Regions from separate parts of the Homo sapiens genome. Here region 1 is linked to region 2. A link is a loop called in an ENCODE intact Hi-C map of the cell type or tissue named here. Cell type or tissue: PC-9. All regions are shown on one strand. Links, peaks and the distances in the headings refer to the core of each region. The heading gives the core; the rest is flanking DNA. Region 1 overlaps LOC102723838 (a long non-coding RNA gene). Region 2 has its middle 62 kb from the start of CEP126.

Region 1 (10,450 bases), core at 2,838-7,837, 640 kb before region 2:
AATAGTATGCATGGTCATATCCAGGTTTTCCTTATATGTGTTTTTATAATGGACAGGAATTTATTTTGTAATAATAACACCATAAAATATTTTTCAAAAGCACATAAAAAATAATTATCACAAAGTTTCTTTAGGCAAAAAGTTTCCTTAATAAGGAAGAGAAAGTTAGAAACAGGATATCTCATCTGAAAAATGAAGTGTGACTGTTAGGAAGAAACAATAACACAAGTTACCATGGAATAAAAGTGTCTTTTAAAAATGTTTGTATTAAAAAGGAACCAGCTATTTATCATTGCAGAGTTAATAATTTAGTGAAGAAATTATAGCTATTCCAGGTTTAGTTTTATTAGGCTGAAAGAAATCATTTTTAATAACACATCACCGTTGTAGAACTTCTTTTCTTCAACTTCATGTCTTCTGGAATGTTCTTGACAATAATTAAACTATATTTAACCACACATAGCAATGCACTTCATGTGACTATAGATGAACAAACTAAGCCATTGCTAGGGCTTGAATGTTTGTCTCTTCCCAAACTCATGTTGAAACTTAAACGTCATTCTAACAGTATTAAGAGGTGGAAGCTTTAAGAAGTGACAAAGCTGTGGGGGCTCTGTCCTCATGAGTGGATTAATGCCATTATTGCAGGAGGGAGTTTGTTATCATGGGAATTATAAAAAAACAAGTTTGGCTCACTCTCTCGTTCTCTCTCGCTCGCTCTCTCTCTCTCTCCCTCCCTCTTGCTTTCCACCATAGAATGATACAGCAAGAAAGTCCTCACCGGATGCCAGTCCCTTGATTTTGAGCTTCCCATCCTCCAGACTCTGCAGATGTCAATTTTTGTTCTTTATATATTACCCAGTCTGTGGTATCTTGTTATAGCAGCACAAAACAGACTAAGACAGCCACTGAAAAGGCCAACTCATTTTCTCCTGGTGTTTAGATAGGATGGCATAGACTACTAGATGCCTACTCAAACATTCATTCTCCACTTCTTTTTTTTTTTTTTTTTTTTTGGAGAGCCCCAATTTTTAGCTAAGAATATTGCCATTGTAAATCAAAGACCATTTCTCAAACTTTCTTAACAGCAAGTATACAGGAATGTGATGTGGGATATCTAGGAAAGCTTAAAGGGACTCTGTTGGTCTTATGCTTTTCTGCTTTTCTTACATTTTGCAGCCTGAAAAGCTAGCAAATTTTATTTCTCTTTTATCTAACAGTCCAGCAGTGCACAGACCTGGGCGGGTGCGGGAGCTCTCCTCAATATGAGGCTCCCAAGCTTGCTCTGCTTGTCTCTGATTTCCAGCCAGCAGTCAGAAATATAGAGAGAAATGAAATTCTATTTTTTAAGCCACTGCATATCTACATCCCCTTGTCAAGAAGCTTAGCTCATTCTCTACTGATGTTAGTCCTCAAAGGACTGCATGGAGCAGGGGCCACTGCTGGTATGAAACTCCGGCACAGAGCTCTTCTGTAAAAGTGAAATGAACTATCTTTTCTTTAAATCATTAGGTTCTGGGGTCTGTAGCCTATTCTAAATAATGCATATAGCAAATAGATCAGGCACACCTATCTTGCACCAGCAGGAAGAAGGCTATGAAATCTGAACAGCCTTCTACAAGCACATATTTCTAACACTTGCAAAAAGTAGAGAATAATGAGTAAAGGACAATAGACAAAGAATTGCTCACAGAAAATGGAACAAGTTCTAACCAAGAATGTATTCCATTGCCAGGGCAAGGAGTCTGTTTTTCTGCCCATTAGAATTTCGCCATTGTTATAAACCACTGAGTCCTGCTCATTTCCCATTTCCCAATTTTCCATTTGTGAAAGAGAGATTTTATTGCAGATATACCATTCTACAACATCATTACATACTGGATGTAGGTGTGGGAGGCAAGAGCCACCCTGTCACTTGATGGAGAGGACAGCACATCACCCAGAGATCCTGGACTTGGAGATGGATGCAGCACCCAGACAGGACTTTGGGTTGTTGGTATGTGGTGATTACGCTCCACTGCTGAGAAAAAATGGTGAGCCTGGCTACATGGAGGGCCAAAGGAGTGGGCTGTGATGGATCACTATTTTCTCCAGTATCCATTCTCCTCTTCCTTTCAAAAATAGAAACACCAAGTTTTAGTTAAATACATGGCCAAGAGCTACAGACCAGAATTCCCCAGCCTCACTGGTCTCTTCCTCCAACCAAGTCTAGGCCAACAGAATGTAAGCAGACGTGAGGTGTGCAACTCCTGTGTTGCCTCTGTAAAAATGAAGCATCTGCTGGATGCAGTGGCTCATGCCTGTAATCCAAGCACTTTGGGAGGCCAAGGCAGGTAGATCACCTGAGGTCAGGAGTTTGAGACGAGACTGACCAACATGGCAAAACCCCGTCTCTACTAAAAAGACAAAAATTAGCCAGGCATGGTGGCAGGCGCCTGTAATCCCAGCTACTTGGGAGGCTGAGGCAGGAGGATGGCTTGAACCTGGGAGGCGGAGGTTGCAGTGAGCCAAGATCATGCTGTTGCACTACAGCCCACCAGCCTAGGCAACAAGAATGAAACTTCATCTCAAAAAAAAAAAAAAAAAAAAGCATTGTCCCCAGGACATTCTCATTCCTCCTTCCCAGCCCCTGGAAAATGGCAGCTGCTGGACAACTAGGAAAGCCTTAAATAAGTTGAAATTTTAATTTACAGCCAATAGTTCAGGTACACAGGCTGGTACCAAACTGTAAAGGAATGCTGAACAATAAGGATAATGTACTAACTCTGTAATCTGTCTCTGTCCATTCCATTTTAAAATTCTGAGATATCCTCTTTTTGTTACGAACATAGCCTTTCTTTTGTAAAATGATGGTAATAATAGGCCATAGATTATTTTTGATGTTCTTGCTTTACAAAATAAGTGTCAGCATCCCAGTTTTTAAAAAATGATATTAATCCATGAAATCCAAAAATCTGGGAACCATCACAATAGGATACAGTGACAAGGAAGTCTTTAGGTACAGAACTTACAAGATCAAATATATTCTCTAGGAAGTCAACTAAAACGTCAGTCTAGTGAGTTATGAATTCTACTATCCATAATCCTGTCAGAAAATGGTGGGAGAGCAGCGCTAGCAAAGACTATAAAAACTATTTACTAAGATAGCAAAGTACCATTAAAGAGAAATTCCTCCTTTCATGTGATTTTCTTCACTATTATTTACAAGTCTGTTTACAACATATTTTTAGAAGACATAATTAATATTCAGATATTTCATCAACAATGAAGTCCTTATAAGTAAATCCAGAGAATTACAATTTGTTCTGAGAACCACACAGGGAATGTGATTTCACTATCATTCTTAGTCATTCAACAAGCATTCATTGAGCCAGGAACTTGGGGAATGAAGAAGGATACAAAGATAAAAAAAAAACACATAGATCCTGCCTTCAAGAATATCAAAGTCTGATGAATAACATGGCTATGTAAAAAATAACTATAACACATTTTGGCTGGGCGCAGTGTCTCACACCTGTAATCGCCGCACTTTGGGAGGCCAAGTGGGGGGGGGGCGGGTGAATCATTTGCGGTCAGGAGTTCGAGACCAGCCTGGCCAACATGGCAAAACCCCAACTCTACTAAAAATACAAAAATTAGCCAGGCGTGGTGGGGCACACCTGTAATCACAGATACTTGGGAGGCTGAGGCAGGAGAATTGCTTGAACCCAGGAGGCGGAAGTTGTAGTGAGCCGAGATTGCACCACCACTGCACTCCAGCCTGGGTGACAGAACAAGACTCCGTCTCAAAAAAAAAAAAAAACTATAATACATTTTCAGAGTTATAATAGATGATATACAATGTGAGAGGGAGAAAGTCCTAACACTGGGATTCTATAAGTTGATTTTTTGTTTGTTTGTTTGTTTGTTTGTTTGTTTTTTGAGACGGAGTTTCACTCTTGTTGCCCAGGCTGGAGTGCAATGGCGCGATCTCAGCTCACTGCAACCTCTGCCTCCCGGGTTCAAGCTATTCTCCTGCTTCAGCCTCCGGAGTAAGCTGGGATTACAGGCACGTGCCACCACACCCAGCTAATTTTGTATTTTTAGTAGAGGCGGGGTTTCTCCGTGTTAGTCAGGCTGGTCTGAAACTCCCAACCTCAGGTGATACGCCCACCTCAGCTTCCCAAAGTGCTGGGATTACAGGCGTGAGCCACCGCGCCCGGCGTGGGATTCTGTAAGTTGTTTTCGTGAGTTTCTAAGCTACATTCTATCAATTCTAGCATGCCGCACACAGGTCCAAAACTCCAGTTTGACATAAAGTGTTTGGGATAAGCAGAATCTTTCTAACAGGCTTGAGGACCTCCCCCCCCACCACCACAGCCTGGAAATACTTTATTTTCTTGTGAGATAGCCTAAGACTCTTCTTGCCTAATCTTTCTTCCTTCAGATTCCAGACCTGCATCAGAGTCTGAAAGCTCTCCCTACCTAGTCCACTCCTTCACCCGTTATCCTTCACAGGTGTTTCCCCAAAAACCTCTTTTATGTCGAATCCGATCCTCTTGGTATCAGCTTTTAGAGAACTTGAATTAACAGAAGGAGTGTCCAGTTATCGAACATTGCATAAAAAGAACCCTAAACCGTAGCTCAAAACAACAATCATTTTATTATGTCTCATGATTTGGTAGGCCAGGAGTTCAGGCAAGGCTGCCCTAGGTGATCCTTTTGTTCTGTGGGGCCGATGGGCTGGTTGGGAGGGGCTGGGATGGCTTCAATCACACGTCTGCTGCGTTGCTGGAGATAATTGGAAATCTGGGCTCAGCTGGGACTGTCAACCATACTGCCTGCTCATGGCATCTTCTCCACCATGGAGGCTGTATGACTTTTAAGATCTAGCCATAGAAGTCATATAACCTCACTTCTGCCATACTCTTCTGATAAAAGTAATCAGAAACACAACCAGAGTTAAAATGAGGCAATATACACCTCCTCCTTGAAGCCGGGAATGCCAAAGAATTTGCTGTTATGTTTCTAAATCGCCACATGAGGGCACCCTTTCTCTTATGAAACCACTAAGTTTCATCAACTTCAGGAGACTATCATTCAAACCAGAAGAGATGTATTAATTCTAACCAAAAGAATACTTGCTACCACAAAAATGCTGTATGGATCAGCAAACATACGTTCTAGTTTATACCCTCTTTTGTCATTACAGTTCAATTGTCAATGCCCCAATCAACAAAAAGGGAATTCAGATCTAGTGCTTTACACTCCAGATGACGTGAATCTAAAGACCATGACCCTGGTGACCACATTAGTTTCTTTAACGGTAAAGTCTGTATTTCCTACAAGTATAGAAGGCTGTCATGAAACGTAAACCCTGGCCACTGACTCTGATCATTTTTGGTGTGCGAAACTGTTACTCCTTTGGTTACTAGCAAGCATACAGAGGAGAGTAAATTGCACCTGAGCCTAACCTCCGACTAAGGGGCTGCTGTGACCTACTGTTGCCTTTTGGAACTTTAACTGGGGAGGTAAAAAACATGGAGTTATGATTACCAAAGGATAATGAGTTAAACTTCAAAGGAATAACTCAGTCTTATATCCCTGTCATCTTTTGCTGAGGCATCTTCATAAAGACTAAGCACGTTACGACCATGCAGCAGTGACTTTCCTTGGTTACAAAGCAAGAGTGGATTTGCCATCCTAGTCGTTGATAATGGTGAACATCAAGTTTGTTTTGTGTGCACGCATATGTGCTAAACATTCACTTGAAAGATACCTTGAGAACTACTTTGGCATAATACAAATGCATTTGACAGGCTTTTTTGTCTTGCCTCTCAAATTAGCAAATTTCCCTAGCCCTGAATAAAACCAAGCAACTACAGTATATAGAAAAATTTAGGAACCCTAAATAATGGATTGAAATTCTATTCAAACTTAACACCTAATTGTACTTTTTTAGTTATCAGTAACTAGACTATGTCATTCAGGGATCAATCTACCTCAAAGTAAATAGATTAAAATATCTTAATCTAAGAAATCATTCAGTTATAAAAGATATGATTAACCTAGCACTTTTTTTTCAAGTTTTTCCTCCTCTACCATAATTTTGATATGAAAAGTGGAGTTCTTGGCAGAAAAAGCAGAGTCTATGTCTGAATCATTCAGAGAAACAATGGTTAGCACAGTTTAGCACATAAAAGTTGTCCAACAAATATTTGTTGAAGCCAGGCGCTGTGACTCACGCCTGTAATTCCAGCACTTTGGTCAAGGTGGGTGGATCACTTAAAACCGGGAGTTTGAGACCAGCCTGGCCAACATAGCGAAACCCCATCTCTACTAAAAATACAAAAAATTAACTGGGTGTGGTGATGCACACCGGCGACAGAGTGAGACTCTGCCTCAAAAAATAAATAAATAAAATAAAATATTTGTTGAATGATCGGTTGAATGAATGAATGGATAAGTGGTATTTATTTGTGTTAACTTACTCAGTTAGGATTTTCATTTACACAGCTTCCAGAAGGTAGTGGTAGAAATTAAAAATAATAGGTAAGATAGAGGCTAATTTAAATTTGAAATAGCTATATGGTGTCTATTCAGCTTGTTAACGATTAATACTTAGATGTTAATTATAATTTACTTAGGACAGATTTCCTTTGAACTTCATTTCTTACGTGTCCATATCAGACAATTAGGTCTTTTTAGGTAAACCCCGATATTCTGGTTATCTTAATAACCATTACATCACCAACAATGATTAAAAGGTATTACCTTAATTACTTTCAGGCAAGGAATTTATCCACTTTGTTCAGCAGCAAGAAGGGCACATGACACAGAGTAAGCACCCGTTAAATACCTGTTGAATAAGGCACTTAATTATTAAACTCCATTTCTCAATGTGAGTACATAACAAAGAATGTGCAGCCATCCCTAATCCACCCTACATACCTACATTCTGATCACTACAGCAACCCTGAAAAGTAGGTATTATTTTATTCATTTCATAAATTAGGAAATTCTCACGGCTGGGATGTGACAGCACTTGCATTTGAAGCTATATTTGTATGTTTCCAAAGTCTTTTTAATTGCCTCCCCAGGCGCAGTGGCTCACGCCTGTAATCCCAACACTTTGGGAAGCCGAGGTGGGTGGATCACCTGAGGTCAGGAGTTCGAGACCAGCCTTACCAACATGGTGAAGCCCCATCTTTATTAAAAAAGAAAAAAAATACTAAAATAAATTAGCCTAAAAAATTAGGTGGTGGCAGGTGACTCTAATCCCAGCTACTCGGGAGGCTGAGGCAGGAGAATTGCTTGAACCCAGGAGGTGGAGGTTGCAGTGAGCCAAGATCGTGCCACTGCACTCCAGCCTGGGCAACAGAGCCAGATTCTGTCCCGAAAAAATAAAATAATAATAATAATTGCCTCTCCGATAAGATAATCTTAAGGACATATACATATAGAAAACAAAAACAAACAACAATTACTGGATATCTGACTTTGTGTCTGGACTTAGTCATTTGCCTCGTGATTGTCCCTGATAGCCATGTTCAGGGACAATCTATTTTCATATAGAATCATCCATCAGGGCCCCGTACTGCCTTTTGGCTCCAAATTCTGCCTCTTGGGGTTTTCCTATTAATTGTTGTCAACACAAAGACCAGACCACCATTCCCTATTCAGCCTGGGTTTCCTGTCTTTTCACAAACCAATCATTCAGCCACCAACAAATAACCAGTCCTTGGTTCTTTTTTTAGTAGAGACGAAACCACACTCGGCTAGTCCTTGGTTCTTTGAAGAAAGACTATGCTTACCTGAAATAACAACACAGAATTGAGCTCTAGGCAAATTTGTCCTCATAACCCAATCACTTTCTCTGATGTGTCCTCAGAAAATGCAAAATATTTTAATACTGGCCTGATGATCATAATTCTTCTCTACTCCAAAATCCTAAAGATATTCTATGTTTTATTTTTAGTTGTTGAGACAGGGTCTTGCTCTGTCACCCAGTCTGGAGTGCAGTGCAGCCTCACTGTTGCCTCAACTTCCCAGGCTCAAGTGATCTTCCCACCTCAGCCTCCTGAGTAGCTGGGACCACAGACACATGCCACAACACCCAACGAATTTTTGTATTTTCTGTAGAGACGGGGTCTTATTATGTTGCCCAGGTTGGTCTTGAACTCCTGAGCTCAAGCAATCCTCTCACCTAGCCTCCCAAAGTGCTAGGATTACAAGCATGGGCTACCATGCCCGACCTATATATTTTTTTCTAGCAGTTACAATCTTTCATATTTAAGTCCTTACTTATTTTTACATCTCTCCCTTAGGTAGGAATCTAATTTTTATTTTTCCATAAAAACTAATTTTTTCTCCAAAATAGACCAAATTCTCATGTGCCTGTTTCTGGGTTCTATTCTGGTCTATTCGTATGTTCCTGTACCAGTACCACATTGGTTTACCTACTACGGCTGAGTAATATGTTTAAATATCTGGTGGAAAGGGGCTGTCCCCTCTTTTTCTTTTTTTTTTTTTTCTGATTGTCTTAGGCAGGGGTTAGGGAATTAGGGTTCATGGGCCCAACCCTATTCACTAACTATTTTAGTAAGTTTTATTAAAACACCACTACTCTAATTTGCTTCTTTTGAACACTGCAACAGCCAAATTGGGTAGTTGCATCCAGCCACCAAAGATTAAAATGTTTAATATCCAGTCTTTTGTAGAAAAAGTTGACCAATCCCTGGTCTTAATTTACTCATGGACATGTATACTTTTACATGAATTTCAGAATCATTTTGTAAACATTCCCAGTTCCAAGTTATTGATTGTAAGGAACAGAAACTGATTCCAAATTAATACAGAAATGAATTTTATTGGGAAAGATATCAGAGAGCTCAAAAATCAGAAAGAAGATTAGAGAAACAGGCTCAGAAAATGGGCAGGAACCATGGGAGGCTTGACAACAGAGAAGGCTACACTGCTGCAGAGAGCCTGGTTAGGACACCACCAGGATGCTGCCACAGAGAATGTTCTTGCAAACCGTCCCTGCATCACCCTACCACTCACACAAGCTTCAGAGTTCCAGAAAGGAGAATGTTATGTCCAAGTTAGGATTACATACTCATATCCTAGTCTCCAGAGAGAAAGAAGGTTCTGATTCTTCTCCTACTTCCACAGAGAGAGGCAGGGCTCTGCCCTCTATCAAGACTTACTCAATGGAGGGTTCGTTCAAAATATGAGAAGGCACATTCTCCCTAAAGTAGCTATAATTTTGCTTGGAATTGTCCTAAATTGAGGGAAAATGGTTATCCTTAAATACTGCTGCCTCATTCATGAAGATGATTTTTCTGATTATTAATTCAGGTTTCTTTTTGCCCTTTGGTAGAGTTTCAAAATGTTCTTCTGTGGTAGTCTTGTGAGTTTTTGTCTATTAAGTCTTGATATTTTACCGGGATTTGGGATTGTTTTAGACAGTATCTTCTTTTCTATTATCTTTTTAATTTTATTATTTCTAGTACTGAAAAATGTTGCTGACTTTTGTATATTGATCTTGCAATCCCCAAGCTTCTTATTACTTCTAAGAGTTTATTGATTTACTTTAATTTTCTATGTAAATAGTCATAGCAGTCATAACACTTGGAAATGACAATTTTATTTCCTCCAATCCAATCGTTATATTTCTTAGTGTTCTATGTCATGTTATTACATTGGCCTGAGCCTCCAGTGTGAGGCAGAACATTATGATAGCCAGTATTCTTGAATTATCCCTAATTTTAAAGCAAACATTTTTCAAGATTTTCCAGGTAAACAGTAAATACCTTTTTATCACATTAAGGAAATTTCTTTCTGTTCCTAGTTTTCTGCTAATTTAAATTGTAAATAAATATAGCACCTTATGGAATGCTTTTTATGCTCTGTTGAAATGTTCTAGGTATTTCTTTCTTTGGTTTCTTAATATGGGAAATCACATTAATAAATTTTTCAAATGTAGAATTATCTCCTTGCGGTCCTAAGAATTAACTATAACTGGTCATGGTATGCTATATTTTTAAATCATGATATATTATTTTAGTAATTACCAAATTCAGTTACCTAATGCATATTAGTATTCTTGCATTTCTGTTCAGAAGTGAGAACTATCTGTAATCTACTTTATTGCACTACTCTTATCAAGTTTTGATATTAGGGTTATATTGGCTTCATAAAAGGAATTAGAAGTCTTTTTTTTTTTTTTTTGGCAGAGTCTCGCTCTGTTGCCCAGGCTGGAGTGCAGTGGCATGATCTCAGTTCATTGCAACCTCCACCTCCTGGGTTCAAGCAATTCTCCTGCCTCAGCCTCCTGAGTAGCTGGGACTACTGGCATGCACCACAACGCCCGGCTAATTTTTGTATTTTTAGTAGAGACAGGGTTTTGCAATGTCGGCCATGCTGGGGAATTTTTAAAAGTTGAAATGATTACAAAGATTACAATTTG
Region 2 (10,450 bases), core at 3,143-8,142:
TTAGCCCTTTGTCAGATGAGTAGGTTGCAAAAATTTTCTCCCATTTTGTAGGTTGCCTGTTCACTGTGATGGTAGTTTCTTTTGCTGTGCAGAATCTCTTTAGTTTAATTAGATCCCATTTGTCAATTTTGGCTTTTGTTGCCATTGCTTTTGGTGTTTTAGACATGAAGTCCTTGCCCATGCCTATGTCCTGAATGGTAATGCCTAGGTATTCTTCTAGGGTTTTTATGGTTTTAGGTCTAACGTTTAAGTCTTTAATCCATCTTGAATTAATTTTTGTATAAGGTGTAAGGAAGGGATCCAGTTTCAGCTTTCTACATATGGCTAGCCAGTTTTCTCAGCACCATTTATTCAATGGGGAATCCTTTCCCCATTGCTTGTTTTTCTCAGGTTTGTCAAAGATCAGATAGTTGTAGATAAGTGGCGTTATTTCTGAGGGCTCTGTTCTGTTCCATTGATCTATATCTCTGTTTTGGTACCAGTACCATGCTGTTTTGGTTACTGTAGACTTGTAGTATAGTTTGAAGTCAGGTAGTATGATGCCTCCAGCTTTGTTCTTTTGGCTTAGGATTGACTTGGCGATGCTGGCTCTTTTTTGGTTCCATATGAACTTTAAAGTAGTTTTTTCCAATTCTGTGAAGAAAGTCATTGGTAGCTTGATGGGGATGGCATTGAATCTATAAATTACCTTGGGCAGTATGGCCATTTTCACAATATTGATTCTTCCTACCCATGAGCATGGAATGTTCTTCCATTTGTTTGTATCCTCTTTTATTTCATTGAGCAGTGGTTTTTAGTTCTCCTTGAAGAGGTCCTTCACGTCCCTTTTAAGATGGATTCCTAGGTATTTTATTCTCTTTGAAGCAATTGTGAATGGGAGTTCACTCATGATTTGGCTCTCTGTTTGTCTGTTATTGATGTATAAGAATGCTTGTGATTTTTGTACATTGATTTTGTATCCTGAGACTTTGCTGAAGTTGCTTATCAGCTTAAGGAGATTTTGGGCTGAGACAGTGGGGTTTTCTAGATATCCAATCATGTCATCTTCAAACAGGGACAATTTGACTTCCTCTTTTCCTAATTGAATACCCTTTATTTCCTTCTCCTGCCTAATTGCCCTGGCCAGAACTTCCAACACTATGTTGAATAGGAGTGGTGAGAGAGGGCATCCCTGTCTTGTGCCAGTTTTCAAAGGGAATGCTTCCAGTTTTTGCCCATTCAGTATGATATTGGCTGTGGGTTTGTCATAGATAGCTCTTATTATTTTGAGATACGTCCCATCAATACCTAATTTATTGAGAGTTTTTAGCATGAAGCGTTGTTGAATTTTGTCAAGGCCTTTTCTGCATCTATTGAGATAATCATGTGGTTTTGGTCTTTGGTTCTGTTTATATGCTGGGTTACGTTTATTGATTTGCGTATATTGAACCAGCTTTGCATCCCAGGGATGAAGCCCACTTGATCATGGTGGATAAGCTTTTTGATGTGCTGCTGGATTCTGTTTGCCAGTATTTTATTGAGGATTTTTGCATCAATATTCATCAAGGATATTGGTCTAAAATTCTCTTTTTTGGTTGTGTCTCTGCCTGGCTTTGGTATCAGGATGATGCTGGCCTCATAAAATGAGTTAGGGAGGATTCCCTCTTTTTCTATTGATTGAAATAGTTTCAGAAGGAATGGTACCAGTTCCTCCTTGTACCTCTGGTAGAATTCAGCTGTGAATCCATCTGGTCCTGGACTCTTTTTGGTTGGTAAGCTATTGATTATTGCCACAATTTCAGATCCTGTTATTGGTCTATTCAGAGATTCAACTTCTTCCTTGTTTAGTCTTGGGAGGGTGTATGTGTTGAGGAATTTATCCATTTCTTCTAGATTTTCTAGTTTATTTGTGTAGAGGTGTTCGTAGTATTCTCTGATGGTAGTTTGTATTTCTGTGGGATTGGTGGTGATATCCCCTTTATCATTTTTTATTGCGTCTATTTGATTCTTCTCTCTTTTCTTCTTTATTAGTCTTGCTAGTGGTATATCAATTTTGTTGATCCTTTCAAAAAACCAGCTCCTGGATTCATTGATTTTTTTGAAGGGTTTTTTGTGTCTCTATTTCCTTCAGTTCTGCTCTGATCTTAGTTATTTCTTGCCTTCTGCTAGCTTTTGAATGTGTTTGCTCTTGCTTTTCTAGTTCTTTTAATTGTGATGTTAGGGTGTTAATTTTGGATCCTTCCTGCTTTCTCTTGTGGGCATTTAGTGCTATAAATTTCCCTCTACACACTGCTTTGAATGTGTCCCAGAGATTCTGGTATGTTGTGTCTTTGTTCTTGTTGGTATCAAAGAACATCTTTATTTCTGCCTTCATTTCCTTATGTAGCCATTAGTCATTCAGGAGCAGGTTGTTCAGTTTCCATGTAGTTGAGCAGTTTTGAGTGAGTTTCTTAATCCTGAGTTCTAGTTTGATTTCACTGTCGTCTGAGAGACAGTTTGTTATAATTTCTGTTCTTTTACATTTGCTGAGGAGAGCTTTACTTCCAACTATGTGGTCAATTTTGGAATAGGTGTGGTGTGGTGCTGAAAAAAATGTATATTCTGTTGATTTGGGGTGAAGAGTTCTGTAGATGTCTATTAGGTCCGCTTGGTGCAGAGCTGAGTTCAATTCCTGGATATCCTTGTGAACTTTCTGTCTCGTTGATCTGTGTAATATTGACAGTGGGGTGTTAAAATCTCCCATTATTATTGTGTGGGAGTCTAAGTGTCTTTGTAGGTCACTCAGGACTTGCTTTATGAATCTGGCTGCTCCTGTACTGGGTGCATATATATGTAGGATAGTTAGCTCTTCTTGTTGAATTGATCCCTTTACCATTATGTAATGGCCTTCTTTGTCTCTTTTGATCTTTGTTGGTTTAAAGTCTGTTTTATCAGAGACTAGGATTGCAACCCCTGCCTTTTTTTGTTTTCCATTTGCTTGGTAGATCTTCCTCCATCCTTTTATTTTGAGCCTATGTGTGTCTCTGCACGTCAGATGGGTTTCCTGAATACAGCACAGTGATGGGTCTTGACTCTTTATTCAATTTGCCAGTCTGTGTCTTTTAATTGGAGCATTTAGTCCATTTACATTTAAAGTTAATATTTTTACTTGTGAATTTGATCCTGTCATTATGATGTTAGCTGGTTATTTTGCTCGTTAGTTGATGCAGTTTCTTCCTAGCCTCGATAGTCTTTACAATTTGGCATGATTTTGCAGTGGCTGGTACTGGTTGTTCCTTTCCATGTTTAGTGCTTCCTTCAGGACCTTTTTTAGGGCAGGCCTGGTGGTGACAAAATCTCTTAGCATTTGCTTGTCTGTAAAGTATTTTATTTCTCCTTCACTTATGAAGCTTAGTTTGGCTGGATATGAAATTCTGGGTTGAAAATTCTTTTCTTTAAGAATGTTGAATATTGGCCCCTACTCTCTTCTGGCTTGTAGAGTTTCTGCTGAGAGATCCCCTGTTAGTCTGATGTGCTTCCCTTTGTGGGTAACCCGACCTTTCTCTCTGGCTGCCCTTAACATTTTTTCCTTCATTTCAACTTTGGTGAATCTGACAATTATGTGTCTTGGAGTTGCTCTTCTTGAGGAGTATCTTTGTGGCGTTCTCTATATTTCCTGAATCTGGATGTTGGCCTGCCTTGCTAGATTGGGGGAGTTCTCCTGGATAATATCTTGCAGAGTGTTTTCCAACTTGGTTCCATTCTCCCCGTCATTTTCAGGTACACCAATCAGACGTAGATTTGGTCTTTTCACATAGTCCCATACTACTTGGAGGCTTTATTCGTTTCTTTTTATTCTTTTTTCTCTAAACTTCCCTTCTCACTTCATTTCATTCATTTCAACTTTCATCACTGATACCCTTTCTTCCACTTGATCGCATCGGCTCCTGAGGCTTCTGCATTATTCACATAGTTCTCGAGCCTTGGCTTTCAGCTCCATCAGCTCCTTTAAGCACTTCTCTGTATTGGTTATCCTAGTTATACATTCGTCTAAATGTTTTTCAAAGTTTTTAACTTCTTTGCCTTTGGTTTGAATTTCCTCCTGTAGCTCAGAGTAGTCTGATCATCTGAAGCCTTCTTCTCTCAACTTGTCAAAGTCATTCTCCGTCCAGCTTTGTTCCATTGCTGGTGAGGAACTGTATTCCTTTGGAGGAGGAGAGGTACTCTGCTTTTTAGAGTTTTCAGTTTTTCTGCTCTGTTTTTTCCCCATCTTTGTGGTTTTATCTACTTTTGGTCTTTGATGATGGTGATGTACAGATGGGTTTTTGGTGTGGATGTCCTTTCTGTTTGTTAGTTTTCCTTCTAACAGACAGGACCCTCAGCTGCAGGTCTGTCGGAGTTTGCTAGAGGTCCACTCCAGACCCTGTTTGCCTTGGTATCAGCAGCAGTGGCTGCAGAACAGCGGATTTTCGTGAACCGCAAATGCTGCTGTCTGATCGTTCCTCTGGAAGTTTTGTCTCAGAGGAGTACCCGGCCGTGTGAGGTATCAGTCTGCCCCTACTAGGGGTGCCTCCCAGTTAGGCTGCTCGGGGGTCAGGGGTCAGGGACCCACTTGAGGAGGCAGTCTGCCTGTTCTCAGATCTCCACCTGCGTGCTGGGAGAACCACTGCTCTCTTCAAAGTTGTCAGGCAGGGACATTTAAGTCTGCAGAGGTTACTGCTGTCTTTTTGTTTGTCTGTGCCCTGCCCCCAAGAGGTGGAGCCTACAGAGGCAGGCAGGCCTGCTTGAGCTGTGGTGGGCTCCACCCAGTTCGAGCTTCCTGGCTGCTTTGTTTACCTAATTAATCCTGGGCAATGGCGGGCACCCCTCCCCCAGTCTCAGTGCCACCTTGCAGTTTGATCTCAGACTGCTGTGCTAGCAATCAGCGAGACTCCGTGGGCGTAGGACCCCCTGAGCCAGGTGTGGGATATAACCTCCTGGTGTGCCATTTTTTAAGCCCGTCGGAAAAGCGCAGTATTAGCGTGGAAGTGACCCGATTTTCCAGGTGCAGTCTGTCACCCCTTTCTTTGACTAGGAACGGGAACTCCCTGACCCCTTGTGCTTCTCGAGTGAGGTAATGCCTTGCCCTGCTTCAGCTCGCGCACGGTGTGCTGCACCCACTGTCCTGCGCCCACTGTCTGGCACTCCCTAGTGAGATGAACCCGGTACCTCAGATGGAAATGCAGAAATCACCCGTCTTCTGCGTCGCTCATGCTGAGAGCTGTAGACCGGAGCTGTTCCTATTCGGGCATCTTGGCTCGCTAGTTCCTCCCAGTGGTCATTTTCCAGTCCTCAAATGTATAATTGGTTTTGCCATACTTGGTGGTTGGTAGAACACCCTCCTTGGATTCACAGCCTGTTGGGGAAAGCTATTATTGTGGAAAGGTCAAGAGGAAGCACCTGAAATCACCCTATGCAATACCAGCCATGATGGTAAATGAAAAGCAAAATCACATATTACAAGGGGACAGGGAATAGTGGAGATGAATGTCACTGTTGAAGATCTAAAGGATGTAGAAGTGGTAGCCATATCATAGATCTTTTCAATTTACCACTCTGGCCTCTGCAGAAACCATATGGATCTGGGAGGGTAACTATAACTAACTACTACAAGCTTGACCACGTACTAGCCCCAGTTGCAGCTGTCATGTCAGGTATGGTATTTATGCTAGGCTAGATTAATATGGCTGCTATCCCAATGAGAAAAGAGGATCAGAAACAGTTATCACTGAGTAGACAAAAATACAGATTTATGGTTTTCTCCAGGCTATGTTAACTTTTTCTCCCTCAGTCTTCTCATAGTCCAAAGAGATCTGGATCATCTAGACATCCTGGAAAAATCATGTGCTAAAGTATCATGTTGATGACAGTTATGTTGATCAGTGCTGCAGACTGAAGGTTTGTGTCCCACCAAATTCATATATTGAAATCCCGACCCTTAATGTGATGGTATTAGCAAGTGGGGGCTTTGGCAAGTGATGAGATCATGAAGGCAAATACCTCATGGATGGGATTAGTACTCTTATAAAAGAGACCCTGAGAGCTTGATTCTTTTACCATTTGGGGACACTGAAAAGATGGCTGTCTGTAACTGTAAAGAGGGCCCTCACCAGAACTGGATCATGCTGGCACCCTGATTTTGCACTTCTCGCCTCCAGAATTGTAAGAAATAAGTTTCTGTTTATAAGCCACCCAGTTTGTAGTAATTTGTTACAGCAGCCTAAACTAAGACAATTAGGTGGAATGAACAAGAGGTGGGTAGCATACAGGAGGCCTTTATAAGACACACACACCTCAGAGGCTGGGAGATAAACCCTATGAGGATTCAGGGACTTGTCACATTCATGAAGTTTTAGGAGTCCAGTGGTCAATGGTATTCTGGGACATTCCCTCCAAAGTAAAAGATAAATTATTGCAGCTTCCACCTTCTACCACAAGGAAGAAAGTCCAATATCTGGTGGGCCCCTTGATCAGACAGTAGAAGAGGTAGGGAGCAGGCCTGAAGAGGCCATGTGTCATTTTCCAGGGAGGATCCATATGCATTGTCTTTTAGCATAAGGCAGTAATAGTTGAATGATCGGCTTAAAAAAGGGGGTGGGGAAAATGTACATTATGTAGCAAAATAATCTCATCATAGTGTCAAGTATCTAGAATATCTTAATCTTCGAAGCCATCAGTCTCTTTTTCTGAGTGCTAATTTGGACTTATCAGTTACCTTAATGAGGAGAAAGCATTAGGGAGTAATATGCCTCAATGAGGAGAAAGCATTAGGGAATAATATGCCTCAATTTAACCTACAAATGGACATTGTTTATAATTTTAGCTAATATTAATCTGTTACCATGTATTCACCATGGTTCCACAGAGAAACACAACTGGTAGGAGATTAAAATACATAATAATACATAACATACTAAATATATAATACATTGAAATACATAATGCCCATTTGCCCCTCCACCCTTTTTTTATGAGAGACAGAGATTTTTAAGGAATTGGCTTGTGTGCTTTTGGAGGCTGGCAAGTCCAAAATCTACAGCGTGGAAATTTAGGGGACAGTTAATGCTGGAGTTTGAGTCCAAAAGCAGTCTGCTGGCAGAATTCCCTTTTTCTGGGGGAGATAAGTCTTTTTCTTTTTATAATATATACATATATATTTTATTTATTTTTGAGATGGAGTCTTGCTCTGTTGCCGAGGCTGGAGTGCAGTTGTGGGATCTCGGCTCACTGCAACCTCCGCCTCCCGGGTTCAATAAATTCTCCTGCCTCAGCCTCCTGAGTAGCTGGGATTACAGGTGCCCGCCACCACGTCTGGCTAATTTTTGTATTTTTGTTAGAGACGGGGTTTCACCATGTTGGTCAGGCTGGTCTCGAACATCTGACCTCATGATCCGCCTGCCTCGGCCTCCCAAAGTGCTGGAATTACAGGCAGGAGCCACCGCGCCTAGCCTACATATATATTTTAACTGGACAGATAAATTATATGTATTCATCATGTACAACATGAAATTTTGAAGTATATATAAATTGTGGAGTGGTTAAATCTAGCAAATTAACAAATATATTACCTTACATAGTTACCATTTTTGTGGTGAGAACACCTAACATTCACTCTCTTTGCATTTTTCAAGAACTGTATATGTTGTCATTAACTATAGTTACCATGCTGTGCAATGCTCTTGAACTTATTCCTCCTATCTAACTATAATTAATAATGTATCCTTTGACCAATATTGCCCCAATTCTCCTTCCCCAACAACCACCCCAGCCTGTTAACCACAACTCTACTCTCTAATTCTATGAGATCAACTTTTTTAGATTACACATATTTTCTATGAAGGCCTTCAACTGATTGGATGAGACCTGCCCACATTATAGAGGGTAATCTCTTTTACTCAGTCTATTGATTTCAATATTAATCTCATTTAAGGTATACCTTTACACAAATTTCTAGAATAATGATTGACTAAATAACTAGGTACCATGGCCTAGCCATGTTGACATATAAAATTAACCATCACATCACAAAACATAGTTATCTTCCTTAGTCTGGACAACCCCTTCATTTTACAGATGAGAAAACATAGAAATGAAGTGACCTGCATCAGGCTCCGTGGCAAGATATTGACCAACTGGCACTCTTAACTCCTTCCATGATACCGTAATCTACAGATTCCCATATGGGAACATCTGGAATGTAAACATGTTCACTTTCTGCAGTTGAGTTACTTTCCTACTTTATAACGTTACTTATAGTACACATGTAGGTTCCCAACACAGGACTAACAATAGTCACAACAGACATAAAAACAAAAACCCACAATTTGTGAAATAATGGAATTCTTAGCTCACAGCCTATTTGAGGCTTTCTCTTCATCTAATTTATGGTAATACCTAGGAATATTAGCTATCCATATTTATATCAATCAACATTTGTGAATTTTGTTGTTGAACATATACTTAAAAACTGGCCATAAACACCAGCAGCTGCCCATGTGTCATTTCTAAGGTCAATAAATTATAAAGTAATACTGGTGACATTCAGTAGGTGATGTAGTCTATTTGAGTGTCTCTGTATCAGTAGCAATGCTTAAGTGCCTTGTTACATGTTGTCCTACTTTTTGGAAGGTGAGAGAGTTGTCCAACCTTTTTGAAAGGTGAAACACATGTTGGTCTCTTCCATAGGTTCTGCATATTGCTTCCATGGGAACAGAAGTACAACCACAGCCAGAGTGGTAGAATAATGATCTACATTTTTCTATACAAGTCCTAATCTTCCTCCTAATGTATCTATGTATATGTGTATCTAGGTACATGAATACATATGATTTTGCTTCTCCCTGCCTTTCTGTTTTGACACCAGTTGTATTTAAGTGAGCATTGTACTTTTAAAAGTGAAATGCTCACTTAAATATGAGTCGTGGCAAAACAGAAGCTCATCTGCTTTCTCTACTTCAATGCCTTTGTTAAAGAATAATCTCTACTCTGGTTCCTGACAACCTTAGCTTTAGTGATGTGGCTAAGTGTCCTATATCCTTAGACCTGAGGATGACAGTGGGCCAAACTCTGCATGTAAATGAGCGCTCCTCACAATCCTGTTTGTGTATTTCCCCAAAGCATATTTTATGATATGCCTTACCTATGTTCCAGATTTGTATGATGGTTCAATGTTTTTCTAAGGTTTTAAATTTTAAAGTGAAACATATTTATTGAAAACAATAGCAAAGAGTTAAGTTTAAAACAAAGTATGACATAGTTACATGAAATTCTCAAAATGTCCACCAGCAGGTGGCAATATAATCCTAAATATTACTGGTAATAAAAAATTACATTTATAGACGATGAAAATAATATTAAATCCATAGATTAAATTCAGTTTTACGCATATGATTTTTCTAGATGAAGAATTTTCTTTTTATGTCCACTTAAAAGCCATAAACTTCATTCATTTCATGACTTTAAAAATATATAGTAACATTAGAATACATCTTTAATAATAAAATCAAACTCAATTATATATATTGATTCTGAATTTATGAGAATTCATAAATTCTCCCATGTTCAGGCCATTTCAATTAAATAAGAATCTGAGGGTTCAATCTAGGTATTGGCAATTTTTTTTCTTCAATTTTAATGTTAAGTTCAGGGATACATGTGCAGGATGTGCAGATTTGTTACATAGGTAAACGTGTGGCATGGTGGTTTGCTGCACAGATGGTATTGGTAATTTTTAAAGCTCCTAGTGTGATTTTTAATCTGAAGCTAGGGTTAAAAGTCACTGGTTTAGATCAGTTCTTCTTAGTTGACCTCAGTGCACCTGGGCCGTTGTTGGCTTTCTTACCTCTCCAGTTGATGCTGACACACACTAAAGTTTGAGAATGGCTATATGCAAATATTGTTTATTTCAAAGGTTCAAAATACCTGCACTTAAATGTCTGGTCTTTATTCATTAGGAAAGTCCTTCTAAAATCAGGTGCTTTCCCCAACTAATTAAAAAATCGTAGACACTTTTGCAACTAGCTGCTAATGTTTGGATCTGAACACTTCTCTAACTTAAAGCACTAATATATATGTTATTAAATTATATTGTTTCGTTCTATAACATATATCATAAATTAAGCTTGTATACATGTATACAAAATGAAGTTAGTGAAAAGATTAATTTCTTCAAATATTCTGTAATTTTACTGAAATTTAGTTGGGTTTGTTTTTCACGTGTGGGACTAATTAAAGACTACCAAGGAGCTCATCTTAGTTTGGTTAACTTACAAAATAAAATCCAGAAATAGATGGAAATACCTTAGAGTAGAGATTTGCATGTTTTACTGTCTATTAGAATCATCTGGGAAGCTTTTAAAACTCCCAGGTACAGGCCACACTCATTTCAATGAAATAAGAATCTGAGGGTTTGATCTAGGTATTGATAATTTTTAAAGCTCCCAGTGTGATTCTA

Evidence for each region. Peaks named below come from ENCODE experiments on the same cell type or tissue, not always from the same donor. Only the 100,000 strongest peaks of a DNase experiment are listed, where the experiment ranks them.
Region 1: it touches region 2 in a loop (14-fold over the local background); 9 of 110 quality-filtered maps call a loop at or near these places.

Annotation. Positions count from the first base shown.
Region 1 is chr11:102,490,168-102,500,617 of GRCh38, reverse strand. LOC102723838 (a long non-coding RNA gene) reads right to left here. Exons shown (of 3, transcript NR_135076.1): 2 at 6,754-6,838; 3 at 1,817-2,111. Among named protein-coding and RNA genes, the nearest start is that of MMP7, 35 kb to the left of the region's middle. In PC-9, for the core only: CTCF peaks have their summits at 4,823 and 5,025 (motif pointing right); DNase peaks (open chromatin) are centred at 5,027, 6,187 and 6,897; H3K27ac peaks cover 462 bases.
Region 2 is chr11:101,847,297-101,857,746 of GRCh38, reverse strand. No RefSeq gene overlaps it. Among named protein-coding and RNA genes, the nearest start is that of CEP126, 62 kb to the left of the region's middle. In PC-9, for the core only: a CTCF peak has its summit at 5,309 (motif pointing left); a DNase peak (open chromatin) is centred at 5,276; H3K4me3 peaks cover 780 bases.